Linked DNA regions of Mus musculus: regions 1 and 3 are each linked to region 2. Evidence: chromatin loops called from intact Hi-C (ENCODE). Cell type or tissue: gastrocnemius. All regions are shown on one strand. Each heading gives the region's core, and the rest is flanking DNA. Links, peaks and the distances in the headings are about the cores only. Region 1 overlaps Lrmda (leucine rich melanocyte differentiation associated). Region 2 overlaps Lrmda (leucine rich melanocyte differentiation associated). Region 3 overlaps Lrmda (leucine rich melanocyte differentiation associated).

What was found. Peaks named below come from ENCODE experiments on the same cell type or tissue, not always from the same donor. Only the 100,000 strongest peaks of a DNase experiment are listed, where the experiment ranks them.
Region 1: it touches region 2 in a loop (2.7-fold over the local background); 18 of 42 quality-filtered maps call a loop at or near these places.
Region 3: a loop joins it to region 2, with 2.3 times the contacts of the local background. A loop is called at or near these places in 16 of 42 quality-filtered maps.

The regions. Positions count from the first base shown.
Region 1 is chr14:22,814,952-22,821,868 of GRCm38, forward strand. All of the region lies in intron 5 of Lrmda (leucine rich melanocyte differentiation associated), which reads left to right. Among named protein-coding and RNA genes, the nearest start is that of Gm30926, 17 kb to the left of the region's middle. In gastrocnemius, for the core only: a CTCF peak has its summit at 2,570 (motif pointing left); DNase peaks (open chromatin) are centred at 2,560 and 3,661; H3K27ac peaks cover 1,586 bases.
Region 2 is chr14:23,043,608-23,050,524 of GRCm38, forward strand. The region is part of intron 6 of Lrmda (leucine rich melanocyte differentiation associated); the gene reads left to right. All of the region lies in intron 2 of Gm10248 (predicted gene 10248), which reads right to left. Among named protein-coding and RNA genes, the nearest start is that of Gm10248, 48 kb to the right of the region's middle. In gastrocnemius, for the core only: a CTCF peak has its summit at 2,972 (motif pointing left); a DNase peak (open chromatin) is centred at 2,973.
Region 3 is chr14:22,574,299-22,581,215 of GRCm38, forward strand. It overlaps Lrmda (leucine rich melanocyte differentiation associated), which reads left to right. Exons shown (of 7, transcript NM_028275.1): 3 at 3,550-3,676. Among named protein-coding and RNA genes, the nearest start is that of 4930405A10Rik, 35 kb to the left of the region's middle. In gastrocnemius, for the core only: a CTCF peak has its summit at 4,084 (motif pointing left); DNase peaks (open chromatin) are centred at 3,385, 3,622 and 4,094; H3K4me3 peaks cover 380 bases; H3K27ac peaks cover 493 bases.

The DNA.
Region 1 (6,917 bases), core at 672-5,671, 230 kb before region 2:
ACTACCCCACAGCTGTCACAATAATTTGGGGAACTATATTCATAAGCCTCCAATAGAAAAGTAATTCGAAAATGTGCCTTCTGGTGAGATCCATCAAGTTTAAGGTCACATTTTTGGTTAAAAGGCAGACACTGATGCTATTCATTAAGCTGGGAAACGGCTTGTTTCCCACTAACATTGAAATAAACTCTGGATGAATGTGTAGTCATGCTGGCGCGTGCTCACAGAGGAAGCCAAGGGAAAAGGCAGAGCTGTTTACTTTGGACACGTGAAATCAACAGACTTTCAGGCCTTGCTTAAGACAGGGGCTTGAGAAGATTGGCTAAAACAAAAGAGGACAATTAGAAGCTCACTTGCTTCATAGAGAGACGATATGTGAAGGATCTGCAGTCTCAGAGTTAGAGATCCTCTTGTGCATCTTCAACCCTGGTACCTGTGAATAAGGACCTAACAGTCATGTAGCTTAATCCTCCTGCTGTTCTTGGGGATGTGTTTCGAGGAGTGAAGCAACGCACAATCTTTGGATCAGGATTTGGGCTAACTCAGTGTTACTCATAGCATACACATATCCTATGCAACCCCTTATAACAGAGCGAACATGACAGTTTATTTGCAGTGTCCTGTATGTAGTAATGGTTTCCTAACTAGTCGGACACTCAAGCAAAGATGCCTTGTACCTTAGTCACTTTTTTTATTTTAAATTCATGTGGTTATTTTTTATTGCACTTAGTTCTGTGTCACATAGGCCATTTCTGTGGAAGTGGATGACGCACACTGAGCACACCCCCTTTCTCACATCGATCCTCCCCTTGGTCTGTTGCACTAGTGAGTTTCTCTTGTACTTGCACACCATCTGTACATATATGATTGTCTGTATCTTTACAAACCTTGCGATCCACAAAGAAGAGAAAACATGCAGTACGTATCTTTCTGAGGCTGACTTATTCACTTACTGTAGCTACTTCAGTTGCATCCATTTCCCGGTTAATGGTGTAACTTCATCCTTTTTTAATGGCTTGAAATGTTCCATTGTGCAAGTGCTCCATGCTTTCTTCCTCTGTTCCTCTGCTGTTGGACAGATAGGTAGTTCCCATAACTTAGCTACTGTGAGTAATGCCACAGCAAGCACTGATGTGTAAGTGTCTGGATAATAAGTTTTTAATTCTTAAAAAATTGTATTCATTGGTGCATGTGGCTGTGTGTGTGTGTGTGTGTGTGTGTGTGTGTGTGTGTGTGTGTGTGATGTACATGTTTGAACATGTATCTTGCTGTGTACACCTGGACCAGAAAACAACTTGTAGCAGTGAGTTCTCTCCTCCCACCATGAGGGTCCCTCTGGATATTGAATTCAGTGTGTCTAGCTCAACAGCCAGCACCTTTACCCACTGAGCTGAGTCACCACCACCCACGGTGATAAGTCTTTTCACATAGAACTCACTCTGTAGCTAAGACTAGCCTTGAACTTTTAACAACCCCCTTCCAAAACTTTACCAAAGTTGGGTTTGTAAGCAGGAGCCACTATACCCAGCCACATTCACATTTAAATGGAACCTTTAAGATTTTCCTTCCTCATATAAAGATTGGGTTAACAATTTCAGGTTGGCCTGGCAAGACAGCTCAGTGTGGAGAGCACTTGCTACTCTTGAAAAGGCTCCTGCTTCATTTCCAGAGCCTCTGTCTGGTAGCCTACAACTACCCGTAATTTCAGCTTTGAGAAATGCAGTGTCCTCTTTTTCTCTCTGTGTGCACAGACATGGCATACATTCACACACACACACACACACACACACACACACACACACACAATATTTAAAAATAGACTAAGAGGCCATTAAGATTGTCCTTATCTGTTTAGATTTCTGTTTCATATTGATAACTTTCTGTGCATTTGAAAGTTTGAATTATCTCATTTAAAAAGCTTCCCAGAGACTCAAGAGATGGGTCAGGGGTTAAGGGCACTTATTGCCACTGCAGAGGACCTGGGTTCAGTTACCAGCACCCACCTGGCTGCTCTCAGCCACATGTTAACTCCAATTCCATGGAATCGGATGCACTCTCTTGGACTCCATAGGCTCCTACTCATACATGGTGTACATAAACCCATAAAGGCTCACACACACATATACAAATACATAAAAACATAAGTATTTAAAAATAAATACATTAAAAAGTTCCTAACCATAATAACTTTGAACCTCCAAAGAATGAAGTCTGAAATATAAATATGTTTAAATGAAATTGATAATAATTTTTTTCTCCTCTAATATCATGTTTACTTCATTCTAATTTACTACCAAACTTATATTTTGCAAAAGAGCTTTGAATACACAATTATTTCATACAAGGTGCAGCAGGTTGTCTCATTAAGCTTGCAGAGAATCAGGCCCCGTGTGATCCCCAGAAATATTCTTGCATCGATCCCTCATTAAAATGGCTCTTCTAAATTGTCTCCAATTTATCAATAGACATAAAAAAACTGAGCAGAATATGTAGGGAGGGCAAGATGACCTCAGACTTGAAGCTGAGCCAGCTGTGGCCTGTGCTCAGGGCTGTTCTGCCACCTGTTGGTTTTGTTCATGCATAGCAGGGCATTGCTGTCCATCACCATGGTCCATAACCCCCTGTGACCTCTGCCCCAGTTCATCACCCCCAAGAGAAAAGGAGAGGCCTTTGAGAGTTCCAGCCGCCCTACTTCCTCCATCATTCATTGCCTTGGCCACATGGTCCTTCTGTGATGCTGAAAATATATGGCTGAGCACATTAAGGATAGCACAAGCCCTTCCCTTCTTCTGGATTATTTCAGTTTCCTGTCATAAGGAAACCCAAGAAGATGTGTCCTCAGCGGATTGCATGTGACAGCGTCTGCTTCTATCTCAGGAATCTGAGGCATGATGGATAAACTGTCAGCTTTGAAGGATGATGTTTTCTCCATATTTCCATTATGAACCGGGCTGTCATCTCCTAATAAATTTCGTGCATTGGTATCAATTTATTTTTACAAGCAGAGGGCCTGATGTATTTGGGAAAGGCTCTGACAGCAGATCTGGCCCAGCTTGACAAGGCTGCTTCACCTCATTTTGGAAAACTACTTTGGTTCCAAGGACAGAACTTGACCCTCAGCCCTTGAGAAGGGGGGAAAAATAAAAATAAAAACCTCTGTGAGAGGAAGAAGGACACATGAGACAAGTTCCTCCTTTTAAGCCAAAATAAATCAAGCCTGTAGGACTACCATGACATAATATTATTTCCACGACAGCCCTACAAAACCAGATGGAAAATGCCATTGGCAGTGATTTGCTGAAGATGGCTAATCCCTTGCAGTTACACAGTGCATCTGTAGACTGATTTTGGTTATCACTTAGGGCCTCAGAGTTCAGTAAGTGAGATGTACGGTGCATGAAAGCACATTCATTGAGTAGGCACTTACACACACTGCAGGTGGATGCTGGGAAGGGTGAGAAGAGCTGTGCATGTTTGTCTCTTAAGAAGCTTAGAGTCAAGTTGTAAGGGTATGAAATTAGAGGAACACAAAGAAACCGTAGTTAATATGTTATAAGTGGTAGGAAAGATCAGTGTCTCCTTTGATACTAACTAATGAGGGTCTGCGTTCATTGTGCTAGTCCAGGCAGGGGCTATTGGAGGAACACTGCCTGGATTTCTGGCTCAGCTCCAGCGCTCCTGGTAACTCAAGAACCGGAATGAGGTCTTACTCCAATTTCTTAACTTGGTTGGTTTTCAGCTTCCTCTTCTATAAAACCAAACTGGGAGTTGTAACTGTAGGGTACTGCTGGAGACTGAGTGAGTTAATAAATACTTGGAAAGTGATAAACACAGTTATAGGCACAAAGTAGCCAGAAATGTTTACTGTATCTTGGTCTCCTCCTCCTCCTCCTGCTCTTCTTTTTCCTTCTGCTTATAACTATTGTTACCATTGTGTTTTATAGTCAAGAATAGTATGGCCTAAAGAATTTAAGTAAAAAAAAAGTAAAATCACACAGCCAAAAAGATCCTATCTCTAAATCTTGGAAACATTGAGCAGAGAAAATGAGGAAAACAATACACAAATTTTGGAACTGTCAAAGGTGGAATCCTTGAAGCTTAATTAGGTTGTTATTGTTGTGTTTTTTCTTGGGCCAGAAAATAACCCCTTTCCTTCACAACTTCAAACATGCTCCCTATGTTGTTACTGGTTAAAAGACTATATATATATATATATATATATATATATATATATATATATATATATAGTGTGTGTGTGTGTGTGTGTGTGTGTTGGATATATGTTTGGCAAGGCCTCTGTATAAAATGTATGAATATGTCATACATATACATAAATTATTATATATTAATTTACCTTATAGATATATAGAACATAGTTGGTAGAAGTTAAGCAAGCGTATATAATCTCCCAAATTTTTATCCAGCTGCTTGATTCTCTCAGACATTTAGAATGATTTGGGCCCAACTCTGGTATCTGCTGCCTGTATCTGTGGTTGTAATTGATAACAAGAGTACCTCTGACAGGAGTGCAGGCTGCTGTTTGTCCCTTTATCTTAATGAGCACATCACAACTTTAGTCATTCATCAATGCCAGCAGCTACTTTACCCAGTTGGAAACGGCTTTTGTATATCAGATGGCTATTTCTTCAGATTTTTGTATTATTCATAATTAATGGATATAGATACAGAACCCTATTGTGTTTAATCTGCATCATTAATATTTCCTCCACTACCTTCTTAAATTTAGCAAAACAGCAGGCCTATACATCAAACCCTAATCTGCACCATTTGGAAATTCTACCATCAACCCCACTCTGAGACACCAAAGTGATGTCACCAGAGAACTGGGAAGAGATGGAATATCCGGTAGCTGCAATGGACCCAAGTAAGCTCAAAAGCTCAAAAGCATAAATAATAGTGAATTTTGGTGATACAACTAGGAAACGATTAATCTTTCTATGTTCCTTTTAGATTAAGTTGTGGGTAAACACCAAGGAAGTTTCAATATCTGGTTCACAGCAGTTCCCAAAACCTTTGCAGAGGCTTGCTATTGGCTTTGGTGACTTGAAGAAGTCTGATTCCAACAAAGTCCTTTATATGATCCTCAAAGCCAAAACAGGTGTGAAAGACTCTTGTGCCTCCATAGCACTGTTAATCATTTTCTTATTAGACAAGATGACAGTTTTAGTTACATATCTCTACGTAAAACATGTTGCATCTTAGCATGGATTGAACTTCACTACAAATATATTACATGCTTTCCTACATATACGAAGTAAACCCAAGAGGAATGTCTTTACAGGTACCTGTGAATATTAGGTTTGCAGTACAGTGCTTCCACCCCTCCCTGGAAATCAAAATGTACTGCTCAAACTTCTAAATTCTTCACATACCAACTCTCTCTGACCAGTTATCTGCCCCCCTTTAGTCCCAGTAGTCCTATCTGTAAAATATTTCTAACAAAGCCTGTGCATCCCATGGTTACATCCCAAGCTGTAGAGATAGATGGAAGGAAGTCTATAAAATGGCATGTGACCACTGCTCAGGAAATATCGTTCCTACAGCACATGATGATGGTTCCCGGCTGATTGTATTCTGGTGTGTGTGTGTTACTTCTCGTGTGTATATTCTTATATGTGTGTGTGTGTGTGTGTGTGTGTGTGTTACATAAATGAGAGCTGTACCACGGACTACTGAGCAGCAGTACTAACCCCTACTCTGCCATATTTCTTTGGGTAGGTTATGATTATTTCTTATTATGAAGTTCTCCTTTTACCACAACTCCTCAGCCTGTTAATGAGCCCCTCCTTAACTGATAACTCTTTCTTGGTGCTTTGAGCAGTTACCTTCCTAGGTGCTATAAGACGTTCTTTTTTTTTTATTTTATTTAAAAAAAGTATTTATTTCATTTCATTTATCTTTGCTTCATATATATATATTTATTTCATTATTTTTCTTTTCTGTTTTATTAGATATTTTCTTTATTTACATTTCAAATGTTATTCTCTTTCCTAGTTTCCTCTCTGAAAATCCCCTATCCCCTCTCCCTCCCCCTGCTCCCCAGCCCACTCACTCCTACTTCCTGGCCCTGGCATTCCCCTATACTAGGGCATAGAACCTTCATAGGACCAAGGGCCTCTCCTCCCATTGATGGCCGATTAGGCCATCCTCTGCTACATATGTATTCATTGTTAATTTGGGACCTGGCTACCACAGATGTGAGCTCCAGAGTTCTGCACATGAAGTTGTATGAACAGTGATGGAGGAGTGGAATGGCATATTAGCCTGTGGCTGGCGCTCATATACTCTGAGAGTTACTTTGCAGAGAGGGTGTGTGTGGGTTAGGGAGTAGCTTAGCTCCAGGGTTAGACCAATTTGTTCTCTCTCTCCCCAAAGGTTTTACATAAGAGCCACATAGTCTTGGGTGGGTTCCTTATTTAATTTGTCTCAGTTTTCAAACTTTTCAAAGAAGGTTAATAACAGGGCACAACACGTCAGAAAGCCAAGTGTTCCAAAAACTCTCAGTATATGCTCATGAGATATTAGCTTGTATATCACACTTTGTCCCTTAATTTTTCTGTCTGAATTCTCTTACTCCTTGATTCCTAATGTGTTTCCTCCTTTGTTAACATGTTTGCCCTGCAAGCACGGGGAGGTGAGTTTGATTCCTAGAATCCATATTTAAAGAAGCCCAGAGAACACAATGTCACATACTTGAAATCCTATCACTGGAGAGACAGAGGTAGAAAGACCCATCAGGCTTCCCGGCCAGCCAAATAAACCTACAAGGTGAATTCCTAGCCAGTCAACAGTAGTCTTCTTTCCTAAAGACTAGATACCATCTTTTCATACCATCTGGATGGTATCTGAGGAACCTGGGAGGTTGATTTTTCTGGCTTCTACATATAGAATATATT
Region 2 (6,917 bases), core at 984-5,983:
GGGTCCAGAAAGTTTCTAGTGCTCTTGTGTGCTTCTTTGTCTTGATGTACACACATGTGTGCATGTATATATACACACATACATAAAAGCATGTGTCAAGAAGGTGGAGGATGGGTAGTTGAAGACATTCAGGAGTACAGTTTGTTAGTGTCCAAGTATTGTGATTCTGCAACAGTAGACTTTTGGACACACACTTTTGGACAGAGAGAGCTAGAGGCAGGGGTGGGAGAAAGAAGAAAGGAAGGAATGAAGAAGGGGGGAGGGGTGGGTAAGAGGAAGGGAGAGACAGACAATGTAAATTTCATTCAATTAGATCAAATATCAACAGATCCTCTTTGTTTTTCTTTGAGAGAGGCAATTTTGACTACCCTAGAACTAAGAAAGATTATGATATCATCTATGGAGAACCAGTTCACTTGGATTTTAATGGAGGGCAGACGGAGTTTGGGTCAGTGTGCTCAGGGAGGAAGCCCTTTAGGGGCTTGAATTACAACAATCTCAGTTGTTACTACATTTGCTTAATTTCGTCTGAGAGTTCCATCCTGCCCCTCCCTGACCTCTTTTCTAAAAACCTGGGTTTATTTTCAATAACTCCTTGGATAAATTTCAGCCCAAGGAAGCACACAGAACTGTAGAGAAAGCCCTGCCTCCACCTTTTGATGCTAGCCCTCGATGAGAACAGATCTGAAACCAAAATGTGAATGTCTTCTTAAGAGCACAGCCAGCACCCCTGTTCACACTCTGCCAGGAAACCCCACTTCTCAGGTGTGTTCATAGAGGGGCCTGGCAGCTTGGAGGAGGAGCAAAGATATCTGGAAAGCTGTTTTCCCAATTCCCCCTGCTCTGTACTTCATAAATCATGTTTTACAGGCTCACCCCCAGTCCTACCCCATTCTCTGCTTTCTTCTCCTGTTAATGCAATCAGCATGCCACTAAAATAAAACCCCAAAATGGGAGAAAGCTTGAATGTCCAAATATTGTGCATCTTTTTTTTTTTCTTATTTCAGTGCTGAAGTTTGAACTAAGGGCCTGATACTGTGCTAGACAAGAGCTGTCCCTCGCTTCAGTCAGTCATTACTTATCTGTTTTAGGTGCCATTTGTTTTCTGGCTGCTCTTGGGAAGCAAATAAAACTTCTATTTACTAGAGTGCAATACAGTAAGATCTTCAACTAGCCAGATTCTTTGTGTCTCTAACTTTAAATATGAATAAAAATGAGGGCATTTACTTTACCAAAGAAAAGGGCAGGGTGGGGAGGGGCCTTTAGGTTGTTCTAGAACAGACTTTCTTAAAGATCATTCTGCAACATTATCTGGGAATTTTCCAAAAGAAACAAATTTCTCGTCCCAGACTCAGACCCACTAAATTGGAAGTTTTGGGGATGGTCCCCATGGAGAGAAAGTCAAGGAGAACCAGTTCCTAGGGAGAGGACACCCAACTCTTTGGCATGTCAAATGTATGGGCTCCGAAGCACCCTTAGGCCATTGTGCTCAGTCCACAAATATCAACTTAGATATGGGGAGACGTCTCAGTGGGAAGCAAACCTGAGGAGTCATGTTCCATCTCTTAAGACAAGCATGCGTGATAAAGCCAGGCATATTGCTATGTACTTATCACCCCAGCCTAGAGAGTCCTGGAAACCCACTGTAGCTGAATGGGTAATCTGTAACCCCCCCCCAAAAGGCTGTCTTAAAAGATAGAATAAATTGAAAAAATGACAGATGAGGCTGCCTTCTGACTTCCATCACCAGTCTATACAAATTATTTGTTGAACACCTAAGATGTAGCTTGGGCTTGGTGGTGTGTGTGTGAATCTGCTGTCTGAACCCTTCTGAAGTCTGTGCAGAGGAAGGATGCTGTGTTTCTGAGTAGCATTCACTTCTCCCACCCCCACCCCCACCCCCATCTTACTTCCTGATTGTGTCATCCTCACTGGTAACCCTCAACTGCAGCCACTCTGGCAAATCTAGTGAGACTGTTGCTTTTATGGGTGAGAGAGAACTCAAAGTTTCCACTTAATCATGAGATAATAATCTAATTAATTAACTGGGCCCCACCTTTCCTTTGTGGCTGCTTTGTCACACGACTGTTACATTGAGAGAATGCCTAGAAAGAGGGCAGGAGCCCTGTCCTGCTTGCTAGGGCTTCTGCTGCACTCTGCGCTGTGTTACTTGGGGTGGAGGGAGAAGAACCAAGTAACTGGTTTTTGTCATCTTGGGTTGAATCCTCTCAATTATTTTCATTCCATGTGATTTTAGTTTAGAATGCCATTTCCTGGACTTTAAAACCAGGTTGGGCTTAATATCTGTGGAAGCTGCACATACCAATGTCTCTTAGAGTATGGGAGGTCACTCGGTTGCTGTTCTCAGTGTGAGTGATGACTCTGGACTAGATATTCTGAGAAGGGACGGAAGACACTCATTGGGTTTTAAGCAAGAAAAACCTGCCTTTAAAAAAGCAGCAGCCATGATTTCTGTGTATTGACCCAATGGTCACTTGAGTCAAAAAATAAAAATAACTTAAAATATGCTCCCAGAGAATGGTAACTCCACGCCAATGGATGTCACTTTTCTTTGGGGGAGTGCCCATGGTACAAGTGCTTTTTGTTTCCTTTTTCTAAGAGAGGATCTGTTTTTATTGGTTTGCATGCTTCTTTATATTTGTGCAGGTAGTATTTAAAAACAAAAAACAAATCCAAAACCAAAGCCCTGAGCTAAAACTAACCATGGCTGGTAAGGAAGACTAGTCCCCTGAAACGGAGGCAGAAGGAACCTAAATGTGTCATAGAGAGGGGGGCCTTTGGTAGCCTCAGTCCCAGATAGCCTTCAGCTCAGATTGGGTAAACATGACATATTGATCATTACAGAACGTGTAATTGGTGACCACAAGCACAGTGTGGCTTTAATGGCCTTCCCTGAATAGTTGCCCTTATTTATTTAAAGAAAGCCGTGGCTGTTTCCTAACTGCATGCTGCCCTCTAGTGGCTACGATTCTGACTTCAAAAGATGAAGTGGAAAGGATAAATACAGAGATATTGGGAGTGGTGGAGGGGGTGTGATTGTGTCTCTGTCTCTGTCTCCCTTCCTTCCTCCCTCTACTTTTCTTTCACCCCTCTACTTCTCTCTCCCTTTCCCTCTCTTTCCCCCTTCTTCCCCTCTGTACTTTCCTCACACACACCCTCTGGCCCCTGTCTCCTTTCTGAAAGATTTCTTCGTTCTCTTGAAACAGAAACATGAAGTCTTCCCACATGAGCACTGTCCATTTTGAATGACAGCCAGGGTGAGATCCATCCAGGAGCTGCTGGAAAGGCACCTGATGAACTACACTTGATTTGCATCCCATCTTAGCGTGCACCTTGGAATCTAGCCCTTCTCACATCCATTATGCCCCTCTTGCTGGCCCACTCTACAGCTCCTTTTGCCCTCCGTGAAGAAGCAGCAAAGGATGAGCCAGTGTCCTGTTGGTGGTGATCTTTGAAGTTCTCGGGAGGCCCTTGTGCCTGTGAAGAAGACTGAACAAATAAATAATACACCTGAAAAATAAGCTATAAAAGCAGAACTTAGCATTATGTGTCTGACTAAAGAGTTCAGGGAAGGACAAAGTAATGCTAACAGCTGGGCGTAAGTAAACTGCTCTTTCGGACATCAGGAAGAAGGGTGTTCTCTGCTCTCATTTTTTATTTGGGACAGAACAGAACTGACAATGCAAAGGCAAATAAGTAAACAAACAAAGCTTGGCCCAGCAAGATTTACAAACTTATTTCTGAAGAGGGAGGGGACTTGTTCAAGCAAGGAAAGTAGATTTGGTCTCTTATTTCTACCATATCTCATTCTGATCAAAATTCTGTGAGTGGAGGTGAGAGATAGATGCTGGCTCCGAGGGTCTTTCATAGAGGGCCTGCTCATATTGCAAACAAATTGGAAAGGACATGTGAGCAAAGGCCCAGTGGCTCTCCTAACTAGGATTCTTAGTGGATACATGTTCTGTGATGGTTCAGAAGGTCTGGAGTATCTTTCACCTGGCCATGATATCCGTGGGCTCAAGGAGAGACAGCAGGGATGGTGCCTGGGCGTCTGATCAATGGACAAGGATGTCTAAAACTTGCATACACAAAGGGAAAACTGGTCTTGCTATGTAGAAAAAGTGTGTGTTTGTGTGTGTGTGTGTGTGTGTGTCCTCCTGTCCTCCCTTTCCTAACTCCTTTTCCTCCTAAGATGACAAGCCTCATTTCAACTGCCCTGGGAGCCCAGAGCATATTTCCTACAGACTCTGCTTTATGACATGTCAACCTGTCTGCTCACTCTCACCCTGAGTTGTCCAGCCTCCCTGGTCTGGAGGCAAGGATGCTTGCCCGTCACAGTCACCTCACTACAGTTAGAGCCTTTCCCCCTGGTGTTGTGCTTCCTTCAGATACAGGGTGAGGCCTGACATGGCCCAGCATCCGGCTGAGCAGGCTTCACAATCTAGACTCTCAAGGGATAGTTATGAACCACCCTTCAGGCCATCTCAGTGTTTGAGCACTGAGGCCAAGCACACATTTCTCTAAGTTTAATCTGAGAGGCTCTTTGTCTGCATCCTAACCTTTGAATTAATGGCCATATTGTGAGATCTGACTCTGTGTTCACTGTGTTTACAGAAAGCATCCTGTCATAACCCCATAACTTGAATCTTGTTTTACATCTAGAATGTCCACATTGGGCTCCAGGTGCTAAGAAACAAATAAAAGCTGTCCTTTAATTTATGATAAGCATTGCCAGTAGAAATAATCAGCCCGAGGAAGAACTGGCATCAATGGAACCTTGAATCTAATATGATTTGTCATAGATAAAAACACTGACCCGCGATTTACATCCCAAGATCTCGAATTCATAGGGTGGGATTAACCTTGGTAGAAATAATGAAAAAAATAAAATGAAATCAGCCAGAGATAAACATGGTAAAATGTGACCAAACTTTCCCAGACAGCTCAACCTCTCCTGCTGTAATTCAACAACACACAAATTTACTCTGGGAAATGGGGCTCTTACCACTAAATGATGGCAGAAAAGATAAGACGTCACTGGACTATATTCATAGTTTGCAAAAGCCGGTAGAGGAATATTACATGGGAATGAAGTCATACTCTTCTGAAAGTAGAAAGGAGAATATTAAGAACAGAAAATATTTGACTTGGTATTTAAGAAGCAAGTAAGGAGTTAAACTGTCAAAACAGAACTGTGCATAACTGGCACCTTCTCAAAGGAAAATTACCAGGCAAGTTTACACATGTTAGCACATGTAAGCCAGAAGCCAAAAATATCCTGCAGGCGAAGATGGCAGCATTCAGTGACCACCCCAACACAGTGGCAGAGTCTAGAATAAGCATCCCCTGGTGCTTCTCATTTGTATAATACTGGATGGCGTGTGTGGAGGTGGGTAGCCAAAAGCAAGGACAATGTCCAGTGCATCCTCCCCAGACATGGGAAGGAGAGCCAGCAAGTGTCCTTGCAGCCGTGGTACCCACACATCTTCAACTGAAAATGCTGACTACAAACCCAGATATCTGCCTCAAGTCTTAGCCTACTAGTTTGGGAAGGAGGGAAGGGTCACCCATTCCTTTTTGTCTGTCCCCTGGATCAAGTAGAAAGCTTGTTTGAATTCTAAGCTGGGATTCAGAGGCCAGTGGAAGACAGTATGTCTAGGCATGAAGGAAAGGCATGAACTTTCTTCTAGAAAAAAACTGCTACCAAGGATCCTTTCCCCTAGTTTTTTTTTTTTTTTAATCTCTCTTCCTGTCACTTTGCCTTGCTTATACTGAACTGTGTGCAGGTCCTATATGCCTGTCAGCCCTGCTAACTACCTCTTAGATCCTCAGGGGAGCCAGTAACATGTCATGTGGCTGAGGTCGAGGTAAACTGTAAGGTCAACTGTAAACTGCAGGCGTTTCTTCCTTTCCTAGGTACCATTTGACTCTTATGCAACAAAAGCCCAGGCCCATGGGGAATGGGAGCGTTCCTTCTGGTCCATGCCGTTTACATCTCTGAGAGTCAGAGAGCATTCACTTTCCTTTTGCTGTAGTCTTGAGGGGAAGGTATTGAGAATGAAAATGCCATCGGCATTGAAGAACAGAAACCCTAGCCCTTCCCACCCTGCCTCTCCTTTATTAAGGCAGAGATTTAAGCTGCCTACTTTTTTTAATGTTTGAAATGTAAGAAGGTCATATCAGAGGTTTAAGATAAAAGGGTACAGGGCTGGTGAGATGGCTCAGTGGGTAAGAGTACCCGACTGCTCTTGCAAAGGTACGGAGTTCAAATCCCAGCAACCACATGGTGGCTCACAACCATCTGTAACAAGATCTGATGCCCTCTTCTAGTGTGTCTGAAGACAGCTACAGTGTACTTACATATAATAAATAAATAAATCTTTAAAAAAAAAAGATAAAAGGGTACAGAACCAAAATTTCCAAATTTGAAAGGATCTGTTTAAAATGTTTATGCAGAGGTATATGTTCATGTATGTGTATGAATATGTATGTGTAAATTCTTAAATGTATTTAGCAGATTGCCATTGCCTAACCTCATCTGTACCACACCCTGTTAGGACTGGGTATTGGAAGTGGAGGAGGAAGGATATAGATTTACATAGTATCCCATGGTTATCTTGTTCTAGAAACTTCCACATTGGCCCAGAGGGACTCTACTGCTACATTTTCTTTCTCAGTTACTGGGCTTCTCTTCCTCTTCAGGACATGCCATCATTTTCTGCTAAGGCCGAATGACTCTGCCTCCAACTTTTCTTTTGAGAGATTAGAGATCTCGGTTCTGCCATCTTTGCCACTGTTTAGTAAGCTTCATGTGGTCAGATAGATCATTGTTAGATCATAGCCTCCTTGTCAGCATGGCATTAAACTCATGTTCATGACAAGAACATTTAACATGG
Region 3 (6,917 bases), core at 1,047-6,046, 470 kb before region 2:
ACCACCCAGCAAATAACACTGGAGTGACAATCAACTCTGCATCAGGCTCTCATTTTGGGGTGCATTTTGCAGTTTACACATTAGCTCAGGCCACATTACCATCTTCCCTGAAACTACCATTGCCATCCCAGGAAAGGGCTGTCATGTCTGAATTATTATGCCTTTGCTTTCTCTCTTCTGTTCTTCTCTTCTCTTCTCTTCTCTCCTCTCCTCTCCTCTCCTCTCCTCTCCTCTCCTCTCCTCTCCTCTCCTCTCCTCTCCTCTCCTCTCCTCTCCTCTCCTCTCCTCTCCTCTCCTCTCCTCTCCTCTCCTCCCCTCCCCTCCCCTCCCCTCCCCTCCCCTCCCCTCCCCTCCCCCTCCCCTCCCCTCTTTTTCCTTCCTTCCTTCCTTCCTTCCTTCCTTCCTTCCTTCCTTCCTCTCTCTCTCTCTCTCTCTCTCTCTCTCTCTCTCTCTCTCACCCTCGCTCGCTCTCGCTCTCTCTTTCTTTTTTAAAATCTCGTCACTTTATATAACATTGAATATCTACCTGCAGGAATCTGGAATAGAGGAATTGTCACAAGAAACTACTTCTTCCTAATAATTTCTTTTGGAAAACAACAACAATAACAGTAACTGGAAAAAGATTTCCAAGTAAAAACTGAAGCCCTTTTCCACAGTGTGTTCACTGCCCTCCAGCAGACCATTGGAGTTGGAACTCCACAAGTCCTTCCCCTGATGTCTCTCCTTCGTGGTGTCCTGAACCTCCTGCCTCCGGCCCCTGGGCTCTCAATTTAGTTAAACACATCCTCGAGTGTACCCACAGCAGCCATGAAAACAGGACTTTATTCATCAGCATCCTCCCTCCCGCACTGCACAGATCTCCTTTTACTGAGCACTAGCAACATTACACAGGAAAAAAAAGAATCTGGAAACCAGACAAGAGACGCAGATTGGGGGTGGGGTGGGGGACTCTTCTCTGAGGTCTCACTCCCATACAGAGCTCTGATGTGTGTGGCCTGTACTGTGGAGAAAGAAGCAGCCTTGGGAGCGGGGCAGTACCCCTGTGGTGGACTGGCTTTGCCCTCTTCATCCTGCGTCATTTTTGTTTTCTGCCATTTAGGAGCAGTGTCGGAAGGAAGTTTTTCTTCTCCTTGCTGGTTGCCAACCCTTTGCTGTGTCTCATGATAAAAAACAAAACAAAACAAAACAATATTTACATAACATACCTTGGAACAGTATGTATCTAAATGGTGCCTTTGAGCAGAGCCCCATCTGATGTTGGTGCACAAAGAACTTATTAGCTTCTCAGAAGGCTTCCTGTTGAGTGGGGGTGGGTCTCCACTCTCCCTGTGGCAAGCAGGGCCCTGTCCCTGAAACAGTTGTGGCTAATGAGCTTGGTTCGCTGACTCCCGTGGAGAAAGGGACTCATAGCTCATTTGGTTGAGAACTTGACTTTTTATTCAGTATCTGATTCCCAGAAACCCACCAACTAGGCCTGATGGAGCATGCAGATATCTCCCAAACTGGGTGGGTTTAAGCAGGAAGGTCAGAAGTTCAAAGGTCATTCTTGGATTCATAATGCATTTGAGGCCAGCCTGGAATATATGGGAGCCAGCTTTAAACAAGCAGACAAAAAAAGCCAAGGGCTTCAGAAAGCCCAAAGATTCCCTGCCCACCCCATACGATTCCACCACACTCTTCCCCTACCCCCAGGTCTCAGGACAAGCTAATGGATGGCAAGGGGAGGCAGCCCTGAGCGAGAATACCATTGTCCTCTGAGGTGGGAGGCACACAGAGCCAGCAGGCATTCGGGATGCCCCAGTTCAGGCTACAGGGAAATGGAGGAGCCGAGACAAAGCTCCGTAGCCCACTCCTAAGCCCCCCAAAGGAGGGAGTTGTTTTGCTTCCCAGAAGCCTATGAAACAGGATGACCCTAAATTAAAGTGCAGGCAGTTTTTCATGTTTGCCTACACAGCACATAGCACTGACCTCAGAGCCCTTATGCTCTGGGCTCTAGAGCCAGAGTAAGACCACATGACACTGGACATTCAGATGGGAGCAACCAAAGATTTCATGAGCATGCTCTACTCCTACCCTTGGTTTGGGGAACCCTCTGTCAGAAAGCTTACCATGGAATCATGGGTACCTGGGGAAAGCTTCCCTGCTAAAGCCCATGGCCAGGGGTGCACACAGAACGCACACAAGGTGACAGGGCCTTAGCATTGGCACAGTCAGTAAACAAATATGTGGCAGACATTCTGGTTGGCCGTACTTTATAGACCAGCCAGGGACTGAATATGTGTCTTCCCTTCACGGCCCTGTGCCTCACCAGGCTCCAGCCGATGCAAGCTCAGCAGCATATCTCCTGGGCCTGGCTGGTGAGCAAGCTGCAAAAGCCCTGGGACTTTTGACTCCCTTTAATTACCATTTGTGTGTGCCCAGGCAAGCATCTGTGCACAGCTGCCTCGTGGTCCCCTCCACTCCAAACACTCCCGAGGGTCCCTCCCTCAGGTGAAGAGCTAATTTCAGACTACATGGGTAAAGGAAGCCTTCTTTCCCTTTCTCTTAGAGTATTTTTTATCTTTGAAACCCATGCTTAATCCTTAATGCCTTTTTTATTTACTGCCTTAAAATCTACACTGCTATACTCTATGCTGGGGGAAAAAAAAACCCACATTCCATAAATTAAAACTTCAGACCAGGGCTTTGAAGCAGAAATGCTCCCAGCCTGTCCCTACACAAAACCAAAACCAAGGAAAAAGAAATAATGAAAGAAGAAAAGGCTTTCTCCTCGGCCTGGAGTGCTTATGTAATTCCTCCCTGTCAGGCAGCCATAGGGATGCTAGGCAGTAGCAAATTAAGTGATTAGCTAAAAAGGAAAAAAAAGAAAAACAGAAAGGAAGGAAGAAAGGAAGAAAAAGGAGAGAGGAGAGAGGAGAGAGGAGAGAGAGAGAGAGAGAGAGAGAGAGAGAGAGAGAGAGAGAGAGAGAGAGAGAGCAAGCCCAAGGATGGGAGGACGTAAGGGGAGAGAAAAGCTGCCTTCCTGGCCGTTTCCCCTATGACTGTACATAGCAGAACCGCTAAGAAATGATACTTGAAGTTATATTTATTATTGTAAGAGGGGTATGAGATTTCTAGGCAGGAATGATGGATGACAGCTTAAATTTGTGTCCAGGGAATGAAGGTGAACTGTGACAGAGTTATTTATCTTGGGAATGGAGGTTAGGGTCAGCCCAGGCTGGGTGCCTGAAGGCACAAGACATTGACAAATTTATCCTGCAGGCCGTATCTGAAGCCCTTTGTTTTGGATCCTGGCTTCTCAATAAGTGACCCTCATCCTTCATGTTGGCAATTCGTGAAGGATGCGGTGAGTGCCAGCGGGGCCCCTTTCTCCCCCTCGCCCCCACCCCGGCTCCCTGCTACTAATTCTTGTCATTCACTCTGCTGACAGGCACCAAGCCCAAACTATTCCCAGTTCTGAAAGGGAAGGTTAAAATATTTATTTCGGCTCATAATGGCCTCTCTGATTTACTGCAGGATCTTTCCCCCCCCTTGCCTTTGTCATTGCAGGTCACTGGAAGGACTGAGTGCATTCAGGAGCCTGGAGGAGCTCATTTTAGACAACAATCTGCTCGGAGACGACCTCGTGTTGCCAGGGTTACCCCACTTGCACACCTTAACCCTCAACAAGAACCAAATATCCTTTTCTGGCACCCAGGACGTCAAGTCCCCGCAGTAGCCCACTTGCCGCCCAGCTCTACGAGGGTCCCATTCTGCCACCCCATACCCTTCTCCTCAAAAATACCTGCAAAATGTCAAATGAGTTTTATGTGTCAGCTAAATTAAAGTATGTGAAATACAGTCGGTGGGCAGACAAAGCGTTCTGTCTTCTGGCACTCGGGACACTTCAGAGTAATTTATTATAGGTCATTCATAAATGAAATGCACCGTTATATCTTCCTGTTGCTCCATTTTAGTGTAGAGATCTAAGTTATGGCTGCGAGGAAATCTTTTTAATAGATAAAAATAGAGAAAGAAAATAATGTCACGGGTGCCTGGGAGGAAAAGCTGCTTCTGTTTGCCTGGGCTTGTGTGGGAGGGCGACCTCTGGTGGCAAGCTGTGGGTAATGCCGCTAAGTTGACTTAGTCCTTGTAGACTTCTGGAATGCTTTTGGTGTAGGCTGGGGAAACAGTTCTGGATATCAAGAAGGGAGAGAGCTGAGGTGTACAGAGAAGTGTGAAGGTCAGGCCCTGTACTCCCCTTGTATGCAGCTCTAGGTGTGATCAGAGGCCTAGGATAACCATGGTGGGTTATGACCTCTTTTGGGTCGGTGAGTACCCAGCCTGGGGTGAGAATTAGGGACTAAATGCCCTGGCTGCTACAGTAAGGATAAATCAGAAGACTTCTCTAATAGCATAAGGTACACAGCATCTCCATTTGTTAGTGCTCTAGGTTACCAGGCACTAGGATAGCAGCTCCACGAGGGAGGGATTTCTGGAACCTTCCTATGGACAATCCGGCCTAGGTAGAATTCACATTCCACAAATATTTGTGGGATGAACAACATATTCATTTCTTACTACTTTCTCACTGAACACTCATGGGAGTCAAGTCCTGGGGGAATTTTAAGCACCTCACGCTTCATTCTTACCAAGTCCAATGAAGAGTGTATAGGTTGTTCCAGTAAACAGTGAACAAGATGAAGACCTGGGTTCAAGATGGAGACCTATGCCAGCATGTAGGATACTTTCAAAATGACTTATTAGCCTCCTGGTGCCTCAAGCTCTAAGTTAATATTTTCTTTATTCTGTAAAACATTGTCTCAGCTAGTTCTTGCTACTATGACAGAGTACGGTTGACTTGCCACTGAATTCCAACCACCAGCGAGTGTCTGTTGCTCACAGTCTGGAGGTGGGCAGTCTGAGGGCAGGGTCCAGCAGGAGATGGATTTTCGTGATGTGTCCCTTGCCTGTCCTTGCATTGGGGACAGAGCAGGAGGAGGGAAGGGGAAGAAGAGGAAATGTTCTTGTCTGCTCTTATCAGTAAATTAATTCATCCTTTCAAGAGCTCTACCTTTAGGACTTAATAACTTCTCAGGAGATTTGGAGTTGAAAGATTTGAATGGTGGGAGTGAGTTGTAAACAGTGCTTTACAAATGCGCCCCTTTATGGCCCTCATCCATGGGTGCTTTATCAGAAGTAGAGGAAGATGGCTTAGAAGTAAGTCTAATGTCATCATGTCATTCACGGTCCGTGTCATAATGACATTTAGTGGAGGTTTCCTTCATTAACCCTTTGCTCTTCTCGTCTCCGAGTTATTGTTCTGTGTATTTTCTATCGTCCTTGGCTGTCTCAGATGATCAGCTGGGCCATATGAGCAACTGGATCGAGGCGAGAAGGATTGTTCGACTGAACCTTAGATGATACCATTCATCCTTTGAGCTTCAGCCCATGTCTTGTGTCTCACATCACTGCAGGATATTCCGATTCACAGACTTAGTTTCATACGTCCTCTTGGTCACATGTAGCTGTGTGGCTTGGTACAAGTAAACTTCTGGGAGCCTGGTCCTCAGCTCTAGAGACAGCTTATTTCAGGGGTGGTTTAGTCTCAGCACCACTGAAACTGGCAGGCATCTCGGATTCCAGAGTCCTGGGAGATTGACTTTGTCTTTTGTTAAGTCCTTTTCCTATTCTGTGCCTTAACTTCCTTGAACGGTAGTGGTAATGCAAAGAGAGTTAGGGGAACAGCCTGGGAAGTCACTGTGTTGCTGAGAATCCAATTACATAGCTGCACTTTTATGACGCATCTAATTATCAGTGGATACGGACTACAAAGTGTCGTCTCACTCAGGTTGCTATGCCCCACTCAGCAAGTCATGCAATTTCTCTCCTCTTTTCCTCCCTGATCTACTGGTACTGTGACAAAACTCAGCTTCCCCATCCATTTGATCTGGAAATCGCAGTCTGAAAGGCAGGCAAAGGCCGACAACAGTGTATGCCATCCTCTTAGGCTAACCGCCTCTTACACTGGCCCTGCCTTTTCAGGTTAAAACTCCATACTTGTGAAAATGTCCCAGTTCTGCACAAGCGATAGGGTGGGCATTGCTGATGCTGTCCCAGGAGATACTCCAGACAAGGACAGGCTCTGCCAGCTAGCTCATGTAGCATAACGACCCACTCCACAAAACAATAAATGTTCTATGCACTTCAATTCTATGTGAGTCAGGCCTCAGCTGGATGGCTCTTCTGATAGACTTAGTTTGTGTCACTCAGGCAAAGATTTCTTTTCTTACTAGCACTAGATAGTCTAAAATAACCTCACTCTTATGTATGCAATTAGTGCTGGCTGTTGGCTCAGCTGCCTGCCTAATGGGCTGCATATGCTATCATACATGAAAGGATTGGTCCAGGGCATAAACCCTAGTATACATGTGCTTGTCAAATCCTGCTAGTATTATGAAAGCAACTTACACACCAATGCAAAACAATGTGGGAGATGACACAGGGGTTCATATAGAGAATAGCTCATTTCTATAGCTATCTATTACACTGGCCTTGCCATCTTGTCTCTATGAGATCTCTTATTTAGTTTTCACTATAAAGCATCTTATTGCCTCTCTGAACTATGTTTTTTATACATGCCAGACCTACCTGCACAGGGATTGTATCACACCCCCCCTATATCAATTAACAGTTGATGGAGTCCATCTACCCTGATAATGGCTAGGTTTGTGTCAAGTTGGCAAAAGCCAACCATGTTGTCATCCTGAAAGTATGAAAACCATCCTCAGTTGACTAATGTCATTATCACCAAAGGGAGAGAGTCCGGTGAACGTATTTCTTAGGCTTTTATACTTTACTGTAATTCTAATCTCATTCTGAGATTCTGGGAACTACTAATGATAATTCTCTTTTACTTTTTAGAAAACCCAGACTGC